Regions from separate parts of the Mus musculus genome. Here regions 1 and 2 are each linked to region 3. Evidence: chromatin loops called from intact Hi-C (ENCODE). Cell type or tissue: heart. All regions are shown on one strand. Region 1 holds the start of Calu (calumenin). Region 2 overlaps Calu (calumenin). Region 3 holds the start of Flnc (filamin C, gamma).

Region 1 (8,000 bases), 87 kb after region 3:
CTCAAACAATGACACCTCAAGAAAAAAAAAACTACAAGAAAAAGGTTCTAGAACTTGTGTGTGTAGGAAAGGTTCTCTGAGATGAAATTTTAGTATATGACTCACTGGCCAACTTAATCTATCAAAACATCAGGGATAAAAAAGCTGTGGTGTCTAGTATTGGATTCTACTGTATATTTATGTTTAATATGCATAAAAGAATGTGTAATTATTTTAGCCCAATCTTCCTTCAGTGTCAGAAGCCTAAATCATTTTAATATCTTAGGGGGAGAAAAGCAATCTAACAAGATCTTGGATGAAAAGACCTAGCTACCATGGTTGATAACGCCAGTTGGAAGAAGTTTGTACTGATTTTCTTCTCTTCTTTCTTTCTTTCTTCCTTCCTTCCTCCTTTTTTTTTCTTTTTCTTCGAGACAGGGCTTCTCTGTGTAGCCCTGGCTGTCCTGGAACTCACTTTATAGACCAGGCTGGCTTCAAACTCAGAAATCCACCTGCCTCTGCCCCCCCCCCCCCCCCAGTGCTGGGATTAAAGGCGTGTGCCACCACTGCCCAGCTGTACTGATTTTCTTGAAACTCATTTGTATTACTCCACAATAATGACCACAAGCTATGCTGTTTTATGTATGTGTGTGTGCATGTACATGCATGTGGGCATATGTGGGCTTAGGTCTGAGAACAACTCTCACCTTGCACCATTTACGTCCTGAATCTGAAATCCAGGCTGTCAAGCTTGGCAGCAAACACCCTCAGTGGCTAAGACATTTCCCTTTCCCGGGTTTGTGTGGGTGGAGTGGAGTGGAGGCAGAGGGTCTCACTGAGGCTCATACTGGCCCAGAACTCCATATGCTGCTTAGTGACCTCTGGCTTGAGGCAATTCTCCCAATTGGGCTTTCTAAAAGCTAGCATTCCAGGCACGAGCCACCACACCCACCAGATTCTGCAGTTCTGAAACAATTGCTACATAAGTTAAATAAATTATCTCCCTAGGGCTGGAGAGATGGCTCAGCAGTTAAAAGCACTGACTGCTGCTCTTCCAAAGGTCCTGAGTTCAATTCCCAGCAACCACATGGTGGCTCACAATCATCTGTAATGGGATCCAATGCCCTCTTCTGGTGTGTCTGAAGGCAGCTACAGTGTATTCATGTACATAAAATAAATAAAAATTTAAAAAAAAAGTCTCTCTATAGCTCCCAAGCTAAAGTCTTGTACTTTTTAGAAACCAACACATTTTATTGGATCAATTGGGGGATATGTGGCAGCAATTTGGCTTTGATGTGCTTTCCAACTTCCAATTCTATTACTGGATCTGGCCCAAAGCCAGGTATAGGCAAATATGTGATTTTAGGGGCTTGCAAGATGATTCAGCCAGTAAAGGCATTTGCCACCCAACTTAACAACTTGAGTTGGACCCAAGGATCTATATGGTGGAACGTGAGAATGAGCTTTCTTTCACGAGCCATCTCTCTGACTTCCACAAGCATGCCAAGGTAGGGTTTACCTGTCCCCATACATAAATATTATTCCATCTGTTTAATTCTAATGTGTTACAGCCTAACGGCATTTATATTTAAAGTTCATAGAAAAGCTGGGTGTGGTGGTGCATCCCTTTAATCTTCTCAGTATACAGGAGGTAGAGATGGGCTGATCTCCTGTGAGTTTGGGGCCAGTCTGCTCTATATAATGAGTTCCAGGTCAGCCAAGGATACCAGTGAGACTTTCTCACATGCAAAACAACATCAAAGCCACAGAGGAAAAAAACCAAGTTTATATAGAAAGAATCCAGGATCCTTTTTTTTTTTTTGGTTTTTCGAGACAGAGTTTCTCTGTGTAGCCCTGGCTGTGCTGGAACTCACTCTGTAGACCAGGCTGGCCTCGAACTCAGAGATTCGCCTGCTTCTGCCTCCCAAGTGCTGGGGATTAAAGGCGTGCACCACCACGCCCAGAGAGAATCCAGGATTATTATTATTATTATTTTTTTTTTTTTTTTTTTTTTTTTGGGTTTTTGAGACAGGGTTTCTCTGTATAGCCCTGGCTGTCCTGGAACTCACTCTGTAGACCAGGCTGGCCTCGAACTTAGAAAGAATCCAGGATCTTAATCAAGCATTTCCCATGACTATTCCTGGCTATTCCGGAAACATCCCTGGCACATCTATGTTACAAAAAAAAATTAAGCTAATACTAACATATTAGTCTCCTGTACTGAAGCAATGATATAACACATCAATTAACATATCACTATATGAATGGCGCCCAACCATGATTGAGAATGACATTGAGAAGAATACACACATACTTTATATTTTTTATGAGCTCATGATTCCTTTTGAATCTTCAAAATATCCTGTTGGAGACCCCTGAAACACTGCCAAACTCATAGTCGGACCAGACAGACATAGTAATAGTAATAGGTATCTTACACACAAGTAATAGGTTCTCTCTGGTCCCACATTTGGACAGAAGAACACAAGTTCTTTAGCAGTGACTATTGCTCGATACTTAAATCTAACTGAATGAGGTCAAATATATACTTCTCCTGGGTCAGCTTTCAGGTATAGCAAAGAATAATTATCAGCCACTCCAGGTCACTCTACCTTCATGTTAAATTAAACTGGAGCGCTATCATTCCCAACTTATTAATGCTGACTTGATGGTTCATGACAGGAAGTGAATGCAATTCTTAAAAAACCCTGTTCCAAGGCTTTGAACGCTTAGGAATTTCGATCAAAGAACCAAAAGTCTTAGCAGATCCACTGATCTTTCCCACTCATGCAAAAGGAACTTTACAAAATGCAAACCACTCTTAATTACAGCAACTATCGCGAATTAAAATTAAGCTCACTTCTGTATACAGCATATCAAAAATCAGAACACTTGGGAATGACAAGCAAAAAACCCGTGATTACTTAAAGGTAATTAACTCCCTAATTAACACGTGAAAACTATTTCCATTAATGACAATATCCAGCCAAACATAGAAAACTGCGACGTTCTTTTCTAATTAACAAGAAGTTTTAAAAATAATGACATTATGTTTTCAATCGTTTTGTTCTCCATGTTCCTACACCCTGTAAGACAGCTAACACTTTCTTTCTTGGCACTTGCAACTCAATTCTCGGGATGTGGCCTTGGGGCGGGGTGGCAGCTCCCAAGAGTCCGGCGAGGTGGCAGGGAGCGGATACTAAAACTCTCTACCCAATTCTCTCCGACCTTCAGGAAACAAACAAAAGTGACCCTCTAGTCCCAGGGACACTGAGTGGAGGAACCCGGGGAGGAGATCAAGGACGCGCGAAACCAGGCACAAAAACGGTGCCCAGGAGGGCGCAGGGCCCGGGAGCTACAACCCTTTCCGCAGAGCTGCGGGACAGCAAGTCGGGGACCGCACTCTGAGGGCCAGAGTGGAGCCTCGGGCCCATCCCGGTGCACTGAGACCGGAGTGAGGACACCCACTACGAATGGGGAACAGGGCCGACGGACAGAATAAGAGCGAACCAGGACCCACCCAGCACCACAGAACTTACCTTTCCCGGGAGCTCCACGCCGCAGGATACCGTGGCTGCGGCTCACCCAGGGAGTGAGCTCCCGCGCACAAGCACCGCCCAACCGGAAGTGGTTAATGGCCCCGCCCCCATCCGACTTGTCGGGGGTCTTCACACCAATCCCCGGCACGATCACTGCTGACGTATGGCTTCTTCGTACGGCCATTGGTCTCACAATCGCGTGGCCGGGATTGGCTGGAAATCGCCACGTCCCCGCGAGCGCGCCGAGTTGCGTGGACCGGATTCCCGCCCAGCTCGGGTTGCCCAGCCCGTGGGGACTCTGAGTCCCAGCTCCTTGCTCTTGGGTGTGTGGGCGCGGCTCGCTGACCTTGGCCCACTGACCGCAACGACCTCATTTACGGCAGGCAACCCTGATTCCCTAGGCTTCTAGTGTAATTCCGATGGCTTTCTTCCTGCCTCCAAGCCCCTGGGGCCGGAATAGTCCCGCTGTAACGTCACCACCCACTGCGAATGAGCCCAACTTCTGGCTCTAGAGTCAGATCTACTGAGCAGCTCTCCGCCCCGCCAACACGCACCTTTCAGCTTCGATTCTCACCCACCATGCTCTTTCGCATCTCTGCCTAAACCATCATGATCCCGGCCTCCCCTAACAGCCTTACAGCCTTACATTTTACACCCATGTGGTCTTTGTCCACAAAGCGGCTTCCTCTGCCTGAAGTATGTTTTCTCGATTTTTCAGCTACTGAAAGCCATCAGTCATGAAACAGGTTGTCATCCTGGAATGTCTTAGGGGAAGCTGTAGTCGTGAAGTTGCCAGTGCTCAGTTAAGGTGTTAGTTTTAGGAATCTTTCCTGGTCAGTAAACAGATAATACGCATGTGCTTTCCTGGCAGTTTGCATTTTCAGTACGCAGCCAGATATTGTTTAATAACGGTGCTTGTCCTTATGTCTTCGATTAGACCAAGTGCCAAAATAAGATCTGCCTGACTTACACATCAGGAGCTCCCAGCTTACAGCCCAGGTCCAAGGAAATTCTCAGCAATACTAAGTGAACTGAATAGAAGAAACTGAATGGAAGAAACCCGTTGCGTTGAAGGCCCCTGATTTAAAAGAAACATAGGAAATTAGCAATTTGTTTTTTTGTTTGTTTGTTTGGAGGGGCGGGGGACAGGAGAGTTTGAACCCAGACTCTGTGCAGGATTCTAGTTGTCCATTCTACCACTGAACTATATAACCTTAGTAAACCCATCACCTACTCAATGCCATGAAATTAAAACATGTATTCATTGAGAGCTACTTTATTTTCTTTCTTTTTTTTAAAGATTTATTTATTATTATATGTAAATACACTGTAGCTGTCTTCAGACACTCCAGAAGAGGGAGTCAGATCTTGTTATGGATGATTGTGAGCCACCATGTGGTTGCTGGGATTTGAACTCTGGACCTTCGGAAGAGCAGTCGGGTGCTCTTACCCACTGAGCCATCTCACCAGCCTGAGAGCTACTTTATTTTCAACATGTATGAAATGAATAGCAAAGCCTCTAGAATTTAAGTCCAGTCAAAACAAAGACTAAGTTCATGAAAGACAATAAAGCAAATCAGTTTGCCCTAAGACAAGGAAAGTGTGCAATTACTGTTTGGAACATCCAAACCACCAACTCAAAATACAACTCTCATCTCAAAGAAAGTTTATTATGGAGCCAAATGTGAGTGACCATGACTAGGAACCCAGATTTCATGTACCAATGTAGTAACAGTTTGATGAAGTTTTTATAGTAATAGAACAAAGAAAATTACTTTTCAATTACGTTGATGGAAACATCAGAGAATGGGTTATAGCAAAGTGAAAAAAAACCTTCCGTATAACCCTCAGATAAATTATCTGATGATGCGCTTAGCTCTTGAGTTGTGAAAGCTAGTGGTCTGCTAAGCCATACATTCCAAAGGAAATTAGTGTTTTGTTTCTACAGTCCACATGACTTGCCTAATAAAGCTGTTAGGTCAGTTACAGAGAAGTAAAAGGTTCTTAAATAAATCGATATTAAGAAGGTTAAATATGTTCCAAAATAATTTGGCTATGTACTAGCAATGTTCTGACTTCACCACATCACTGAGGGTCTAATCAGCCAGTAAGACTTGAGGAAGGTTCAGTTTGAAAGTGCAGCTGCTTTCTTTGCACCCTCATCCACTGTTTCCCTGTTGACCAAGCACTGTATTTTGTGCATGGTGCAGGGACACATAGTACTTACTGAATATTATTAATGCTCCATGTTGCTAGGAAACACTTCCTAGCATCTGGTGTAGATGAGGCTGAGTAGTAGGCAGAGGGCAATCTTCAAGAGAGGGAAATAGCCTGTTAAAGCTGTTAAGACGACAACTTCTGGATCATATCATTAAAATCTACTGGCCATTATAGTCCAGATCTATTTTTAAGTCCTCTGTATTTGTCGCAATGTGACATATATTAAGAGTAACACACACACACACACACACACACACACACACACACACACACTAATCAAGAACATTGTCTGGCCCAGTGGCATAAAAGTAGCTAGTGAAGGAAATGGGCATTTAAACAAGCAAAAATTAAAAACAAAAAACCAACCAACTCTAGATTGACTGTATATTTATCCCTGTGTTTACAGTTACTTGTATTCTGTGAACCATATTATTTATAATTGGAGTTTTAAAACAAATCTATTATATTTTTAATTGTTTGTTTTGGTTCTGGCCAGCTTGATTTCATAACCATAATTTCGATTATATATAGTGGCTAACTCTAACTCTAGGAAAGACTGATCATCAACATTTAATTTATCATAGCTCTTATCTGGCTATTGGCCAGATCTGTTGTATTATATTGGTATTAAACCAGATTTAGTCGGGGAACGTAAATAGAAAGCCACATCGTAAAATAAATTAGATAACAATATAATATTCCTATAAATTTTCTCTTAATAAGATTATATGTTTTATGTACAAAATATTAACAACAGTGATAGATGTAGCACAATAGTAAAATGAAGGCCCTGGGTTCAATGTTAAGCCTACTCCCATTCCCCCAAAAGAAGTCAGAATATTAAGATCTTTGTAGGCATAACTAAATCTTACTTTTTATTTTAATGGCAGAAATGGAAATGAGACTCTATAAGTAGTCGCTGTAGTTTTGTCTATTTCCTTTTTATTAGAAAAATATAAATATCATTTAATTTAAAAAGCCCAGCTTATTGTAATGTAGCATACTTTAGACACTCATTTAATGAAGAGACTTCAGCACTTAAGGCATAAACTTAAAGGATGTTGTAGTTATTAGAGGTGTATGTCTTCTGTATAAATGAATGGAAAGAGTTAACCACATCTTCAATTGCCTCTAGCTAAAGTAAATGGAGGTAAAGTTACTTTGTTCAACGTCTAAGCATATTATAGCCTTTTACAGAGTTTAATTGGTTGGACTCAGTTAATTTTCTGCAAGAAGAAATGCTCTTAACCACCAAGCCAGCTCTCCAGCCCACACTTGATTTTTTTTTAAACATGAAAACTAGTTTTGAGTAAGGTGGGGATTCAAATAAACAAATACAAAAAGATTAATAATGATTTTGTAAGTTCACTAAAACCAAAATTAACACTATTTATTATTTAGTTGTATACCAAGCAAAATATTAAGTATCATAGACAATTTCTGAAAATACCTAATTATAAAGGGATTTAAGAAACAAAAAGAGAAAAGTTACTTAAGATAGATACTCAATTGTCAATGGACTTGAAGAGGAGGGTTATCCAGCGGTTCTGAAGTCCATACAGACATGTTCTCAGATGAAGTTTAACATGTTTCATCTTAGAAATGTGACCAAAAATTCATGCCTTCTGGTCTAGCTGTTGAGGTTGTAGATATGCCTGGGTACATGTTTCCTCCACCCGTCAGAATGTAGTCTTTGCTATGATTTTTTTTTCTTTCTTTCAGTTGATGAATCATCTTGTTTCCTTATTCTCTGAGGAAGACTCTGTAACTAATTTTGAATTTTTGGTTACCATGGTTAAAGGTTATTTATTTTAAAAAAAGTATATGCTTTTTGTACTGGCTAGTTTTGTGTCAACTTGACACAGCTAGAGCTATCACAGAGAAAGGAGCTTCAGTTGAGGAAATGCCTCTATGAGATCCAGCTGTAAGGCAATTTCTCAATTAGTGATCAAGGTGGAAAGGCCCCTTGTGGGTGGGACCATCTCTGGGCTGGTAGTCTTGGTTCTATTAGAGGGCAGGCTGAGCAAGCCAGGGGGAGCAAGCCAGTAAAGAACATCCCTCCATGGCTTCTGCATCAGCTCCTGCTTCCTGACCTGCTTGAGTTCCAGTCCTGACATCCTTTGGTGATTAACAGCAATGTGGAAAATGTAAGCTGAATAAACCCTTTCCTCCCCAACTTGCTTCTTGGTCATGATGTTTGTGCAGGAATAGAAACCCTAACTAAGACATTTTTCTTTAATAGAGATGGTTCAAATACTTTTT
Region 2 (8,000 bases), 77 kb after region 3:
GAATCAAACTATTGAAGTCCAGCAGTGTCCCCCTCTTTCCTGTCTGACCCATTTGTTTCTTTGACTCAAGACCACACAGTCTCGGCCAACCTAACATCTCGCCCCTTACCCAAGTAAGTGCCATAAGTCACGTTTCTGTACTCATCCCAGGAGATTAAGCCGTCTTGATTCATATCAAACTCCTGCCACTGGTTTTCAACATTGTCATAAATGTATTTCTTCTGGGCGTGCTTAATCCAGGATTTCAGCTCCCCCTCCGTCACAAACCCATCTTTATCCGCGTCTATTTTATCTACAATCATTCTACAAGACAAAACAGTTGTGTTTCAAGGGCCAGGTCCACAAAGCTTTTTCCCCCAGATAGTAGGGACCTACCTAAAACGTAGCCGTAGGTGGCATTTTTATACTCCTCCCAGGAAACGAGGCCATCCTCATTGAGGTCGTGCCCCTTCCATTGCCGCTCTACATCCTCGTGAATCCAGCGCTTTTGTGCAAACTTAATCCAGCCTTTGAGTTCATCCACAGTGACAAACCCATCCTTGTCGTCATCTATTTTACTTACAATCTTTCTGTAGAAAATGCAGAGAAATCCAGCAAGAGATTAAAAAACCACAGGTCTCTGGACATAGCCAGGAGTGTCGCCCAGGTCTACAATGGAATACTTTGCGCTTTGTTGGCCTGTTCCTGGCTTGAATAAGCCATCTGGAAAAGGTGAACAGATCACGGCCAGTGATCCAGCCTCTCTCTATAGTTAGGTGAGTCTGATCTGAACACCTGGTCCACCTGGGTTCTCACTTTTGCATCAAGCATGATGGAAATCTTTATGTTTTTCTTCACTATGTTTACTAGAGCAGGTATACCTCTTGGTGAACAATCACAAGCACTATAATGACTTCCTTAGAACTTAAGATATCTAAACCAGACTTTAAAAGTTAGTTGCTTTTAGAAAAGAGCTATATTTGTTAAAACATATAGATATCTTTTTTTTAAAGCTCTCTTGTAATTACATATATTTTATGGTATAACTGTAAAAAAAACAAATAAATACAGAGGTACTAATTTTCAAAATAACAGTAGCTTTTATGAGTTACATCAAATTGGTGTGTGTGTGTGTGTGTGTGTGTGTGTGTGTATCTCCATCCATGAAAACAGTACTCTGAAGAAATGATATGGAAAGAATATACATTCCTGGTTATAAGACTGTTAATAAGCTGAGAGGGTTATTAGAAGCAGATTATAAAGCAAAGCAACAAAGCTAAATAAAGAATGGATCTACTTCCTTTATAACCTTTCTTCTATATATGTCATTTTAATTAAGGATTTAAAAGTAAGTCACTGTGCTTTGAGTGCGGCTCAGGAGTAGAGTGCTTGCCTGTCATCTGTGAGGACCTGAGTTTGACCTCTAGCACCACGAAGTAAATGCTCATGATATAAAAACTCAAAGATGTAACTTCCTATTTATAGAGGGCTCAGCGGTCTATGCAGAGTCACACAATAAGCAGTGCGGTTTAAAATGGAAACTGTATCAGATCCTCCAGAAAGTCAACAATCAGCACACTCCTATGCCTGACGGGAAACTGTACATGTGGGTAACCAATGCATTTTCTTAGCTCTTGTTTGTCTCATGATTAGAGCACGAGAAAGTGATTATAACTCCGAGTTCTTCCTAGCAAGACTATAACATAGAACAGATTTATACTGATATAGCCTTAGCTCCATTACCTAACTCTACACTCTAGCTAGCACTCTCCCTCAGACAATGTTCGCTCTTCTAACCTCAGCCCTACAACACTGACAGGAAAGGGAATGTAGCAAGATGGCATCTCCTAAACACTCCCCCCACCTGCATGGACACAGGGTAAATTTTATCAGAGAGTTTTAAAAACATCAGCAGATTAAGAAAACTTCTGCATTATCTATATGGTACTTGCTACCAATGGCACCACTACTAAGAAAAAAACATGGGCGAAGTATCAGAACCCCTTCCAACCCCAGAAGATATTTTTAAGGTATTATAAATAAGTATCCTGAAGGACTGCCCAGATAAAACAGGCATATGACGGTTCAGGCTGAGCAGCATTCTGTCTCATATAAACACCAAATGGGTTAATCCAGGGGTTGGCAAACCCTTTTTGGAAAGAGTAAACATTTTTACCTCACAAGCCACACAGCCTGCTGTATGTGTACACACAAACAGCCTTCTGAGAGAAGGTAAGGGTTGGAGAGACGGCTCAGTGGTAAGCACACAGGCTGCAGGCTCAGTTCCCAAAACCCACATCATGGCTCACAGCCATCTGGAGCTCCAGTCCCAGGGATCTGATGCTTTCTTCTGACCTCTACAGACACTAGGCACCTACGGTGCACACACATATATGCCGGCAAGACACTCATACACATAAAACAGATCTGAAGGGACTGCAGCTCAGTTGGTACAGAGTTCACTTAGCAGGCATGGAGACCATAATACCATTCCACCTTTTAAATAACAAAGTAGAAAAAAGCTGATATAATAGCACGTGTCTAAAAATTCTAGCACTGAGCTAAGTAAGCATGGTGGAACATTCCTTTAAACTCAGGGTGGCAGAGACAGGTGAGTCTTTGAGTTCCAGACCAGCCAGTCTATACAATGAGACCCTGTCTCAAAAAAAAAAAATAAAAACAAACAAATAAAAGGAAAAAAAAATCCTAGCACCCAGGAGATATACCCTGCAATCTTAGAACTGGGAGGCAAAAGTGAACAAATAGCCCCAAGAAGGAGGCCATCTTGCTCCATGCAGTGAGATCCTATCTCAAAAGGCCAAAAAACCCAAGCTAATACAAGCACAAAAAAGTTCTACTTGTCAACATTAAGAGAAAAACATACTGAAAATTATGTACTAAACTTGTCCTGAAAATGCTTATTAGATGTTTCAAAAATGGTTTTAATTTTATGATATATAAACAATGATTTTCTCCTTAATAATTACTATTATAGACTGACAGGGGAGGAAGGGGTGACTCTGTGATTTACAATTTTTGTTGAACAGTTAGCTACCAAATCAATGTTTTAAAATGCCACAATAGACTATCTGGGATCCTTTTCTCTTGGGGGAAGAGAATCACACTATGTAATCCAGGATTGAACTAGCAATCCTTTTTCCTTAGCCTCCCCAAGTACTAGTGTGTGCTGCCCTGGCTTTACCTAAGATTCTTGCTTCCAAGGTACTCATTGCATCAATGAAGGATGTCTGTCACTATCTCTAAAATTTGGGAAAAACAAACAATTTACTTCATTTATAAATTGTATTAAAAACATGGCTTCATCAGGTTTTTCTAATAATATACAGCCTGCTCAATGTGCTGAACTTTTGATAGTTACTGATAAAAATGAACACTTTCTCTACTGAAAACTGCTAGCAAAGCTACTCTACCACCCGCAAAGCCAGAGGAGGCTCACTAAGTCCTCAATACGCTAAGTGACTCCAAACCTAAAGGCCATCCTCCATTACTTAAGAGTAACTCTGCAGAGATTCGTTCAGACCAAAATGTAGGCTGGGCATACAGAATATTAATAGGTATGACACATAGGCCTGAGAGCACCCTCATCCACTGCTCTTTTCAGCCTAAAATGTTAGCACAGTTAGAAGCTTAAAGCTAAAAGCAAGCACAGTTTCTCAAAAACAGAAAAGCAACCTAACAGAAAATTGGCCTTTCTGGTGTATGTTTCTGTTCAGTTCATTCTACAGAGCAAAATCTTTTTATTAACTACATCAGTGCTTAGAATAAAACAGTATACACTTTAGCTACACTTTCAGTAACACAAAGAATAAATTGATGTTTAAGTTTCCATCAAAGTAAACTCTAAAATAGTATCTTATAATTACAGCATTACACACAATGGCAAAGGGAAGCAGTGTAGCACCACTGCGACACAAATCTCTTGAAAACAGTGTAGAAAGCCAAACAATGATCTCATTTAGGAGAATATTTTCACAGAATTGACCTGCATTTTCTTAAAAATCAGAGTTTTGAAAGAGCCAAAAAAGACATGTTTAGAACTCTAGAAACAGTGAGGTAGGATTCTACTAAGTGTAGATTTAAGAAATAGAGAAAAAGTTATGTAAGAATGTGTTTGACCTGCAGGTGTTATCTGTGCACCACACATGTGCAGCACCCATGGGGCCAGAAGGGCACATGGACGGAACCCCTGGAACTCCATGGAGTTACACATGCAGTAGGAGTGCTGGGGACTGAGTCATCTCTCCAGCCCCTCTAGTGAGTCTTTAGGGTAAGAAGCTACTTAGGACCCCAAAACTTGACTGGGACAGGGTCACTGAAAACCACTCCTATTCTGAAAATCAGGCCTTGTTTGGTAAGTCATTTTTGTCTTTACTTGTTACTGCTTTGTTTTCTTAGGTACTGGGATCAAGTACAGGAAAGCGCTCCTCCATTAAGGAGTCCTCCCAACCTTAGCTCTGTTGTAGAAGACAGCATCGTCAAAAGGTTGGACACCCCTGTTCAAATGGTTGCCTTGACTTTTATTAAAGAACACCAACTTTACAGAAATCCAATTTTTAGTTTATTAGGCACTTAAGCATTACTTGGCCTGGGCTCAATGAATAAGTTACAGAAGGTTTTTCAAAATTAAAAGCAGCAGAACTAAGAACTGCCATATAATGTTCTGGAATTAAGATGATAAGCTTAAACTGGATATAGTACTACTGGTACTTTAGGGAAAATATATTATTATTTTAAAGTTATGTGTACATGTGTGTCTGTGTTGTCATTTGCACCTGAGTGCAGGTGTCCTTAGAGTCTAGAAAGCATCAGATAACCTAAAACTTGAATTACAGATGGATGGGTAACTCTTGACTTGAGCGCTAGATATTGAATCTGGGTCCTATGAAAGAGCAGTATGTGCCGCACTGGGTACTTTTATGAAGATAATTTTGCTTTGTAGAAGAATGAGGTGCAATTGTTATTCAGTGGAGAAGTATATGAAAGCAGGAATTTTATTAGATTTTAGTGGCAGCAATTCTGTTGTTAGTACTCAGAAGACAGAGCTCGGCACAGATTTATAAGTGACTGAACCAGAAAGGAAAAGAAAAAAAAAAAGAAAGGTTTTTAGTGTTTCTCAACCCTCTGGACCCCTGGACCCCTTCCCTGGTCAAGAACAGACATCTTACCCAAGCCTTTCCTTGCTCTCTTCTGGTGTCAGCTGATCAAAACTCTTTGCCTCTTCTGCACCCAAGAAGGCATCATGGTCATAGTCAAAATTCTGAGCATCATTGTGAACTTTATCGCTGAGCTGAGGCTCATGGTGTACTCGGTCCTTCTTTTCTGTAGGCTTGCTCAAAGCAAAGGCTGTGCACAGGGACAGGCACATAAGAAACTGACGCAGGTCCATGATAACCTACCATAAAGGAAAAGAACAGGTAGTTAACGAAGAACGCAGTATGCCTGATAACATGGAAGAAACCAAAATATGTCTCCCTTAAATTATTAACTTGATGTCTTTATATCTAAGTCTTTTATGTTACCCAAGTACATTATTTAATCCTTAAGGTAAGCACAGTAGGCCATCAGACCTCCAGTTACTGTAGAGGGACTATTTCCTTTACGACTCTGGGCTAATTACGAAGTTATAGTTCAAATACAACTTTAGTGTTTTTCTTCAAGGAACACTAAAATAATTGATCTTTTTATTCAAAATGCCAATAAAACTGAAAGGACAAGACGTAGGCCCTTTGCTTTTGTTCTTTTGTCAGTGATCTGGTCTTCAAACAGCTGAATATTAGAATATCACCTGGAAGAGTTAAGAGTCCCACCCCTCCAGAATCCAGGCTTTGGTGGCTTCCAAAGCTCCTCTGGTGACTCAGAACCACTGGAGCGGGAACCACTCACATTCACAGTGGCTGCCTTGCCCCATAGCACCAGGTCTCTCATATAGCCTAATCTTGTCACCAACCCATCTGGATGTCCATTCACAAGTAACAACAACATTATCTATCTGCATAGTTGCAGTTCCCAGACTTGCTCAGGCACAAAGACCCCAGGTACTATACAAAGTTCAGATTCCGAGCTATGTGTACATGTGTCTGTGTGTTGCCATGAACACAGACCTGCCCCCTCAACTCCCAACCCCCACCTTATTCTCAGATCATAGTCACAGGTGAATCTAATAAGCACAAGGCTGGAACACTACTGAAAAATGGGTAAATCCCAGAGACAATGTCAGTTTAAAAACTGACTGTTTTAACAGTTAAAAACCTGTTTCATGCCAGGCATGGTAGCAAATGCCTTTAACTTAGCATTTGGGAAGCAGAGGCAGGTGGACCTCTGTGAGTTCAGGCCAATCTGGTCTACAGAGTGAGTTCCAAGACAGCCAGGGCTGCAACACGGAGAAACCCTGTCTTGAAAACCAAAACAAAATAAAAATAACAAAAACCAATTCCATATACTTTATAAACAACTTATACTATTACTAGAGAGGCTAAAGTCTCAAGGAACAACAACAAAATCTTAACATTAAACAAAAGGAATAATTTTCCTGGGCTTTCATACCTTTTATTACATTTATTATACATCTAACACATGCATTGGTATTCTGCTTGCATGCATGTCTGTGTGTGGGTGTGGGGTCCCCTGGAACTAGAGTTAAAGACAGTGTGAGTTGTCATGTGGTTGCTGGGAATTGAACCCAGGACCTCTGGAAGAACAGTCAAGGCTTTTAACCATTGAGTCATCTCTCCAGCCCTGAGCTTTCATATTTTAATTAATCTTTTCATTGTGGAAATGCTGAATGTCTGCTACCATTCTATCAGGGAAAATAAGTTTTTTAGCAATTTCACAATACTTCTTATTCTTCCTCTATTATGCCTAATCCCTGGTATCTCTGAATGTGCCTTTATTTGGAAATATAGTCCTTGTAGATGTAATCAAGTTAAAATGAAGTCATACTCTTTAGTGTGGGTCCAAAGATGGTGTCCTACAAAACAGGAAATCTGGACACAGAATTAGAAGGCTGTGCTGTGACAGGCAGAGATTGAAGTGATACATACGTGAGCCAGGGACTGCCAAACACTGTTGACAACTACCAGACTTGAGAAGAGAAAGGGAAGACCTTTCAAAGAGAAGATGGCCCAACCAACATCTGTGCCGAACTTTTAGCCTTCTCAACTGCCGGAGGGTATAAATTTCAGTTTAAAAAATCAGTCAGTGACAGGTGAGATGGCTCAAGGGTAAAGTGCCTCTTTTTTTTTCTTTCTTTTTTAAAGATTCATTTATTATTATAAACAGGTACACCATAGCTCTCTTCAGATGCACCAGAAGAAGGCGTTAGATCTCATTATGGGTGGTTGTGAGCCACCATGTGGTTGCTGGGATTTGAACTTAGGACCTTCGGAAGAGCAGTCAGTGCTCTTACCCGCTGAGCCATCTTGGGTAAAGTGCCTCTTGTTTAAAGCCTGGAATCTGATCCCCAGAACCCACATTAAGGTGAAGAGAAAGAACTGACCCCACACAAAGCTGTCCTCTGACCTGCATAAGTACATACCCATATTACTCACACAAGTAGTAATTAAAACAAAACCAAATTACCACTTGGTTTGTTGCAATTTGTTACTACATCTGCAAGAAGTGAATAGTCAGGGACACTACATCTTCTGAAGGCTAAATCTATGGCTCTGCCCTAATCTTTTTTTTTAAGGTTTATTTATTTATTATATATAAATACACTGTAGCTGTCTTCAAACACATCAGAAGACGGCATCAGATCTCACTACAGATAGTTGTGAGCCACCAAGTAGTTGCTGGGAATTGAACTCAGGACCTCTGGAAGAGCAGTCAGTGCTCTTAACCGCGGAGCCATCTCTCCAGCCCACTCTGCCCAAATCTAAAGATTAAACCTCAGCAACAAATGGTTTTCCTTTCCTAGGGACATCACTATCGAAACTAACTAGTCTAAGCACTCACATGTATATGCAAATACTTATCCAATCAGAAAATTCTCTCAGCAAAGC
Region 3 (8,000 bases):
GAGTCGCACAAAGAGTCGTTTCTGTATGTAACTAAGGATATATAACTAAAGATTTCTTGCTATAAGTCCAACCTATTTCTTTTCTTTCCATTAGAGTAGAGGAATGGTGTCCAGGTGACAAAATAAGCCCCGGGCTCTGGGGTCACTTCTGGAGTGTGTTTCCGGACAAATCGCTGTCCCTCTCTGGACTTCTAGGCTTGCCTATAAAATGACTTGTTGGAAACCCTTTTCTGCTTCTACTGAATCTAGCCTAGCAACCAGGAGCAGCTCAATCCTGGCTGTAACTTCTGGAAGAGGATCAACCCTCATGGCGATCCTGATTCATAAGGCCCTGGGGTGGGTGAAGCATGAGCCTCACTCAGTATCTCCAGATTCTCTCCCGGTCTCCTACAGGGCTGATGGCTCTTCAGTGTGTCCACTGGCCCACTCACCAGGGGCACAGTTGTCAACCAGGGCACCCAGAGCCTTGCCGTCCTGCCAGTCTCGGTTAAAGTTGGTGATGGGCAGCTGGGGCACTTTGTTCTGGATCCAGCCAAGCAGTCGCTGCTTGGGTGTCTGTTTGCGGGCATCCTCATCATCTTCATCCTCCCACATGGGCATGGAAATGGAGTAGTGAAGGATCAGCGTCCAGATCAGGCCTAGGATCAGCTTCAGGTTTCCATCCACAATAGCCTTGCTGTCTGCAGAGAGAGGGGAACAAGCCGGCTCAGAAGGGCACCTCAGGGTGGTACCCTCTCTTACCCACGTTGCCCCTGGGGCAGCTGTTTGAGCCCCAGGGTTGGATTCCTCCTCTCTCTGGGACCTATCTTCTCTGCCTACCAAAGCCTTTCACTTACCCCCATGGCCGGATGTGAGGTCTCATCTTCAGAAACAGGCTGCTTTCCTCTTTGGTACCCCTTCCTCTACCCTGAGATCATCCAGCACTGGGGTCTACCTCCGTCCTAAGCAAGTGCCCTTCTGAAACGCAAGCCTCTTAGGGCCAGACAGTGATTCTGTTTTGAGTCGGGGTCTTATGTAGCCTGGACTGTGGCTCTGAATTCCTGACCCTCCAGCCTCTGCTTTCAGAGTCCTGATCTTATAGGTATAAGCACTGCACGTGTTTATATAGCACTGGGGCCAAACTCAGGGCCTCATGCATACCAGGTAAGTGCTCTACCAACTAAGCCGCATCCAGGGCTTCTTGTTTGTTTTGTTTTGTTTTTAGCTGTTTTATTGACACACAGGCTGCACATATTAGAGAAGATAATCTGATAAGTGTTGATAATAGGGCACACCTACAAAACTATTGGCATGAAATAAAAAATAATAAGTATAACCATTACTCCTCTCTCTTGTCTGTCATGTCGCCACATTCTCAGGCAACAAATCACATGCTCTCTAGATAGTTTGCATTTTGTTGTTTTATATAAGATCAATTGATAAATTTTTCTTTTAGCTTTCTCTACTCTTGACCTTGAATGTGTGTGTGTATGTGTGTATGTGAGTATTTGTGTGTGTGTGTGATTATGTGTGTGTGCCCTAGAGTGTACCAGACCAATGTCAGGCATCTTTCCTAATTACTCTCCTCCTTTTTCTAGACAGGGTCTCTCACAGAACTTACCAATTTGGCCAGACTTGCTGTCCAGGCATCACCATGCATCCTCTATCTCCACCTCCCAGAACTGGGACTAGGGGTACGCCAGCTTTTTACATGGGCGCCTAGGATCTGATCTCAGGCCCTCCGGCTTGCATGGCCACTACTTTACCAACTCTGCCATCTCCCCTGGGTTTTATGCTTCTACGGTGGGGCTCAAACTTTACAGTGTCTCAGTAAAAGTGAATGACTATTTTGAAAGCTTAAGTTAAAGTAGTGTAGGACTGGATCAATACTGCCTACTCTCTGTGCTGAAAGCGAAAAGGCCTTCTGAAACACACGGGGACTGGGAGGAGAGAAGGTGGACACAGTATTTGCTCAGATAAAACTTGGAAGTCACCTTGCCTGTTGCTGAGGGTCAATGGTATCTCCCAGGAGGGAGGGGAAATACCACACATGTGGACTCGATTCTCAGAGATACTTTGGACCACAACTGATATAAACTATAGATTTTGGAATCCAGCTTATTTGTATAGTGTAATGGAGGTCTGAAATCTATCAGCTTCCCTGAGCTCTGCCTGTAGGCTAGAAAGCGACTGGAGGCTCTGTCTTGTTTACTGACGTTTCCTGAGAAACAGAGATGGTGAGATTGGATGCACCCTATTACGCATTGTTTTCTGTTCTCCTTTCCTCAGACCAGAGGGCCTGGGGAGCCTCTGTCATCCTCCGCTCCACCCCCACCTGCCCCCAGGACCGAGGAATCCGTGCCTCCTGGGCCTCCCCACCACTGATTCATCCTTCCTTCCCCAGCAGCCCCGCAGCCCGCCCCTTTCCCCTGGCTCCACTGCAGCACAATGGTTTGGCAGCTCTCAGATTCCATGACACACCACCTCCCGGTGCTCTTGCCCTCTCTAGCTAACACGGGCTCACAACACTTTCACACAGTCTGGACACCCCGGGGAACCCTCAGCCTCTCTCACAGCTGCCCAAGCCCAAGCCGGGCTCACAGACTCCTGAAGGCTTCTTCAAAAACTGGAGCCAGACCCCTGGGAGGGAGACCTTGAAGCTGCAGTGTTGGGAGGGGATGGAACGGGGTGGGGGGGGGTGGGGGGGGGTCATTCATAGTTGCTGGAGAGAGAGGTTTCTCCCTAGCAACTGGCCTTGGGCCAAACAGCAAGTGGTCCCCCGCTTGGGGACGGAAGGGGGTTGGGTAGCAGGCCCAGAACTACACCCTGGAAGCTATGACCTTTCTCTCCTTCCACCCTCTCAGGAGGCCAGGCGGGGGAGAGGGTGGTGGAGCATAGCATCCCATCAAGAGTCGGCTTCTATGCTGGCCTGGGGATCACCCCCAAGGGGTAGGAGGAACCAGACAGCTAGTTTGTGACCCCCACTCCTTGCCTAGAATAGAGGGGAGGAGACAGGGCTGGCCAAGGGAGGGGCTGGGACAGCTGCTGTCCCCTCCAGCCCCTCCCTCAGCTATTGGCTCTAAGAGAAGGCATAGCAACTGGAGAACAGCTGTGGGCCAGAGCTGCCTCATAGGCCTCTTTGTTTGGAGGGGCTGAGAGGGTGTGTGTGTGTGTGTGTGTGTGTGTGGGGTGCACCCAGTGCTGGGGGTAAGAGGGGTACCGCGCTCTTTCAACCCAAGCCAGGCCCATAACTCTTCTTCCGGGTAAACTCAGCTGTCAGCAATCCTTCCAGGCCCCAACTTTCCTTCTAGTGAGAAGTGGGGAGTCTCTGAGTACCCCAACTTCAGGTGCCCAAATGTTCATTCAGTCCTGAGACAGAATCTAGCGGGAGACCCCTTCCCACTTCTAGATAGGATGTGGAACTAGAGTAAGTTGAATGGTCCCTCCTTGGGACACTCCCTTTCTGTCGCCTAGGGACCTCTGGCTGGCGTTTGTGCCCCTTCCCTCCAGCCTCGGCCCCAGCCCCAGCTCAGTTACTGAATTGCTGACAGCTTATCTCATCAGCACAGGGAGAACCACTTGGCCCAAACCCGGCACAATTCCCCTTCCTCTCAGCGGGAACCTTGGAGCTTCCCTCCCGCCCCCAAACCAGCCCCGGCTTCTTCCCCCATCTACTCTGAGCCGGCCCCCTTGCAGCAGAGCCAAGGGGGCTGGAGCCAGGCACCACCATGGGGGGAGGGGAGAGGTGCACAGGGGAAGGATGAGGCCTGGAGAGGGGCCCACCGCCCCCGCAGCCAGCAGGGAAGGGAGGCTGAGCCACTTCCTATAATGTCTTCACAGAGGCTGCAAACTTTCCCTTGGAGACCCCACCTGGGACAGTCAGTCCCGCCTTTCAGATCCCAGCGTGAAGGGAGGGGTAGGTGGGGAGCAGCCCCCCCCCCTCCAGGGCTGGCTTATCTTCAGCCCCTCAGCTCCACACCCACCCAACACCCTCCTAATTTCTAGCTCCACCACTTACACCAGGGCCCCCTCCCCCACCCCTTGTCCTCAGGCTTGTCCTTCTGGAAAGCTCAGAGACATCTGCTGTGTCACGGAGACAGGGCTATTTCCAGGCCAGAGCAGGAGGGTGGGGTGTGTGTGTGTGTGTGTGTGTGTGTGTGTGTGTGTGTGTAGGGGGGGGGGGTTAGTACTGGGACTGGAAGAGGTAAGGCCCAGGAAGAAGCCTGAACAGGGCAAAGGGCCCCGGACTGATCTCAGCTGCTAATTCCGGAGACCTGGAGATGGCCATGAGGGAGACTAGGGAGGGGGCAGATACCTAGTTAAATATTGAAGTCTCTGGGGGCAGCTTGTAGTGGTGGGCATCACCTGGTTCCATATACAGTTCCCTTCCAGGGTCTGGGGTGCATCCTCCCAGGGGGGTCCTTCTAGTACATCCCAGAAGGGCTCTAAGAGTTCACCCAAGACGCAAACTGGAAACCTTGGTCCTAGCGGGATAGGGCTGTGAAAAGTAAGGTATCTTCTTGCCACTCAAAACCCACCCTGGGCTTCTGGACTCTCTAGACTCCTGCGCCTCCCTACCCCCACTCAGAACTGACACACCTTCCAAATCTGGTTACACTCAATGACTTCCTCTCTTCCTCAGCCTTCCCCTCCCTCCAGGGCAGCTTGACCCTTAGCTGTAGCCAATCCCAGGCCAGGTGGTGGGTTGGAACAGGGCATGGACAGGCAGGAGTCCCCCTCCCAGACGACCTAAACGACCAGGGCAATCAGGGGTTAAAGCTCCCAGGACGTTGCTCAGTGCCTTTTTAGGTTTCTGAGGCCGGGTTCTGTTTGCTCTAGTCCGGCCAGATCCCAGATGGGGAGCACATGCCTGCCAAGCGCATCAGCGAGCTTCAGGCCACTAGTCTCCCTGGCCTCAGGGCCCTGAGAACCCAGAGACGACTGGAACCTGTCTTAAGACTGCTTTTGCCCAGCGACGAAGGCGATGGGAAGCCATTTGCTTTCATGTGGGTGGCGGGATACGCCCCCAAGGAATTAGCACTGGGCACCAGCCCTGTCCTCGCAAGCATGTGCAAGCAAGGGTGGCCCGGTGGAAGGAAAAGAGGGGACTTTGGGCAGGTCGGTAGGAGTGTGTGTAGGGAGGCTGAAGCTAAGATGTTTGGACAACTTCGGAAGGGAACTTCTCAGGGGTGCCACCTGTCCTAGAGGGGTATCTGGGCTCCAGCCTGTACTGGCGAGGGAGAAATCAGACCAGGCAAGGGAAAGGTTTTCTGTTCCGGATCTCAGTACCCGCACCTATGTGACCTGTTCCTACCCCCGCTGTGACCGTTCCCTGTGACCCCCGCACTGACCGATGGACACGAGCTTGATGTGTTCCCGCTCCAGGAACTCCAGGGCCACAGACACATTTTCCAGCTTCATTTGGCGGAAGTTGGGGCGCGGGTGGAACTTGCGGTACATGCGCTTCTGGCTGAGCACTTCGAGCAGCGCGATGAGGCGCAGCCCGTCGCTGAGGTCTCGCTGCAGGTCGGTCAGGCGCTTGCCCACACACTTGAGATGCTCGTTGCACCACCGCGTGAATGTGTTCTGCTGGATCTTCTTCCACGGTGCGTCCTCCGCTAGGTCCTTCTCCGTGGACGGCATCTCGTCCGCCTCGTCAACCAGGCCGAGGCCGGAGGCGTCCGAATAGTTGCTGTTGTTCATCATGGTGGCGCGGCGGGGGGCCGGGGGAGTACGGCCTGGGGATCGGGCTGTGGGTGCTGTCGGGGCGGGACGCGGGGACACCGAGTTCTCGGAGACTTCGTTAGCGCTCTGGGCGGCGGGGCTCGCTGGCCTCTTGGGCTGAGCTGCTGGGCTGTCCGGCTAGGGCTCTCTCTCTCTCCCGGGGCGGAGCGGTGCTCGGGAAGTGCGGGCCGGGCCGGGGCAGTGGGTTTAAGAAGCCCCCGGGCTGCCGACCCCCCCGCCGCGCCCGCAGCCCCAGGGTCCACGTCAGAGCGCCGGCCTCCCAGGAATGCCGCCCGGCCCGCGGGTGGGGGCCGCGCTGAGCCCCACGGCCCCGCCTCCGCCCGCCCCTCCTCCACGCAGTCCTCAGCAGGAGCGGGGATGGGGTGGGGGCGCTGGCCCTGAGCTTCCCCATGCACACTGTACACCCCAACCTAGTCTTAGCCATTTAGGGATGAGGGACACTCCTTCCACACTCAGATTGGGTTAAAGAAAGTAATGGGGAAACTGAGGCAGTGGTTAGGGCTAGACAAACTGATCTGGTGTTGACAGAACTTTCTGGAGTTGGTGACAAGGCTGTTGACACAGCCTAGGAGTCCTGGCTTCTAGCCTGGTTGTATTGTCCACCTGTGAAGAACTCAGAAAGGAAATTGTGTGTGTGTGTGTGTGTGTGTGAGAGAGAGAGAGAGAGAGAGAGAGAGAGAGAGAGAGAGAGAGAGAGAGAGAACACCAGAAGGAGCAGGGACATTGACCAGGAGAGACTGAGTTCAAGGGGGCTCCATGACTTTTGCCACTTTACAAGAAAAAAATGCTTAAACCGTTATTTGGAATCCAAACCCAGGGCCACAGGGAAACCAAGGCTCCTGACCTGACTCAGTGTCCCTGGTCATTAGCCCATTTAGACTCACTGGCTCAGAATGAAGCTGAGCTCAGAACAAGGGTACCCAGTGAGTCACTTTGTGTGCGCCCCCCCCCCCCCCGTGACTCAACCAAGTTGATGAGAGGACAAAAGGGCTGCCCAGGTAGTACCAGGGAGCCCCCTGGGCAATGTGCCCACATGAGCCACAGGGCAGATCTTCCCAGGGAAAGTAGAAGTGTGCCAAATAGCAGGAAGAGCCCTGGCAGAGCAGCCAAGGGAAATGTGACTGGGGCAAGTGGGCAGGGCCAGGGGCAAAGCGGGCAGGAAGGGAGGCAGGCTAGAAGCCTAGGCAGGATTGGGTTGAGGGCAAGCCCAATAAGGTGAGAGACATGGGAAATGTTCACAACAGAGAAACTGAGGCAATCCAAGCTGCCTGCCACACACAAGGGAAGGACCTACAAATGAATTTACATCGCAAGGAGAGGTCAGATGTGTGTCCACTGCTTCCCCATCCTTCGAGACTAAGTAAGCTTAGCTTTGAAGGAAGACAGTCCTTAATTCAAGCCATGTGACCGCTGAGGCTTGGGTAAATCATTTTACCTTATTTCCCTCCTCGCAGTCATAATGAAAGGAAAGGCAATAATAAAGCATCTTTGGGAGCTCTTTCCTCAAGGGCAGACGACAGCGGTGCCCACTATGGACTTGGAAAGGAGTTGGGGGAGGCGGAGCTTATGGTGAAGCTCCCAGCAATCATTTCTTTTTCCTTCTCACCTAAGGAGAAGGCCTGGTCCTTAGGAGGGAGGGGGAGGGCAGAAAGGGCCAGGAGCAGAAAAGAGCCCTGTGGTGCATGGTGTGTGGAGCAGGGGTGTCTCTGGAGGCCCTGATAGTGACAGGAGAGGTATAAATAGCTAGTGCCCCGCAGCTCATGTTCGTTGGCTGCCTGTGACAAGGCGCTTAGGAATTCCACTCTCCTGTTGGCAGCCCCCTCCTTGTCTCCCAAACTGTCATTCTCCCAGAGCGCTACCTTCACCCCTCAGCCAAAACCCCCAGCAGGCACCAGCACTGTCTATTTGAAAGACACAGCTCTCCTGTGGAGGGATGCCTAGCTCTGGATACAGAGCTGGATCACGCAAGCAAAGTTGTGTGTGTGTGTGTGTGTGTGTGTGTGTGTGTGTGTATGAAGACAGACTTTTGACAGCCCACTTGAGTAGGCTCTGTAATATTGTCTCTGTTGAAGAAACCAAAATACAGATCTGGAAGAGATTACTCTCAGAACTACTAGAGAGAGAAGTAGGGGTTTGGGCAGAGTACTGGGAGCTGAACTGTTATAGTCAGCCCCTCATGGCTCTCAGCCACCTGGTGGGTGTTATGAGGATCTCCAGTCGGGCCAGGGACTCTGAGGTGGAAATGATCAGAGGGGATCTAGCAAGGGCAGAGAGAC

The links. Hi-C counts contacts between places; a loop is a spot of excess contacts. Peaks named below come from ENCODE experiments on the same cell type or tissue, not always from the same donor. Only the 100,000 strongest peaks of a DNase experiment are listed, where the experiment ranks them.
Region 1: a loop joins it to region 3, with 2.5 times the contacts of the local background. A loop is called at or near these places in 3 of 42 quality-filtered maps.
Region 2: a loop joins it to region 3, with 2.1 times the contacts of the local background. A loop is called at or near these places in 6 of 42 quality-filtered maps.

Annotation. Positions count from the first base shown.
Region 1 is chr6:29,343,727-29,351,726 of GRCm38, reverse strand. Calu (calumenin) reads right to left here and starts at 3,621. Exons shown (of 7, transcript NM_007594.4): 1 at 3,519-3,621. In heart, no CTCF peak of the experiment used is centred here; a DNase peak (open chromatin) is centred at 3,676; H3K4me3 peaks cover 2,715 bases; H3K27ac peaks cover 2,139 bases.
Region 2 is chr6:29,353,863-29,361,862 of GRCm38, reverse strand. Calu (calumenin) reads right to left here. Exons shown (of 7, transcript NM_007594.4): 2 at 5,166-5,392; 3 at 376-569. The coding sequence starts at 5,386. Among named protein-coding and RNA genes, the nearest start is that of Calu, 9.8 kb to the right of the region's middle. In heart, no CTCF peak of the experiment used is centred here; no DNase peak of the experiment used is centred here.
Region 3 is chr6:29,431,144-29,439,143 of GRCm38, reverse strand. Flnc (filamin C, gamma) reads right to left here and starts at 5,991. Exons shown (of 48, transcript NM_001081185.2): 1 at 5,331-5,991; 2 at 432-680. The coding sequence starts at 5,685. In heart, no CTCF peak of the experiment used is centred here; DNase peaks (open chromatin) are centred at 2,433, 3,693, 4,733, 7,493 and 5 weaker places; H3K4me3 peaks cover 6,053 bases; H3K27ac peaks cover 5,828 bases.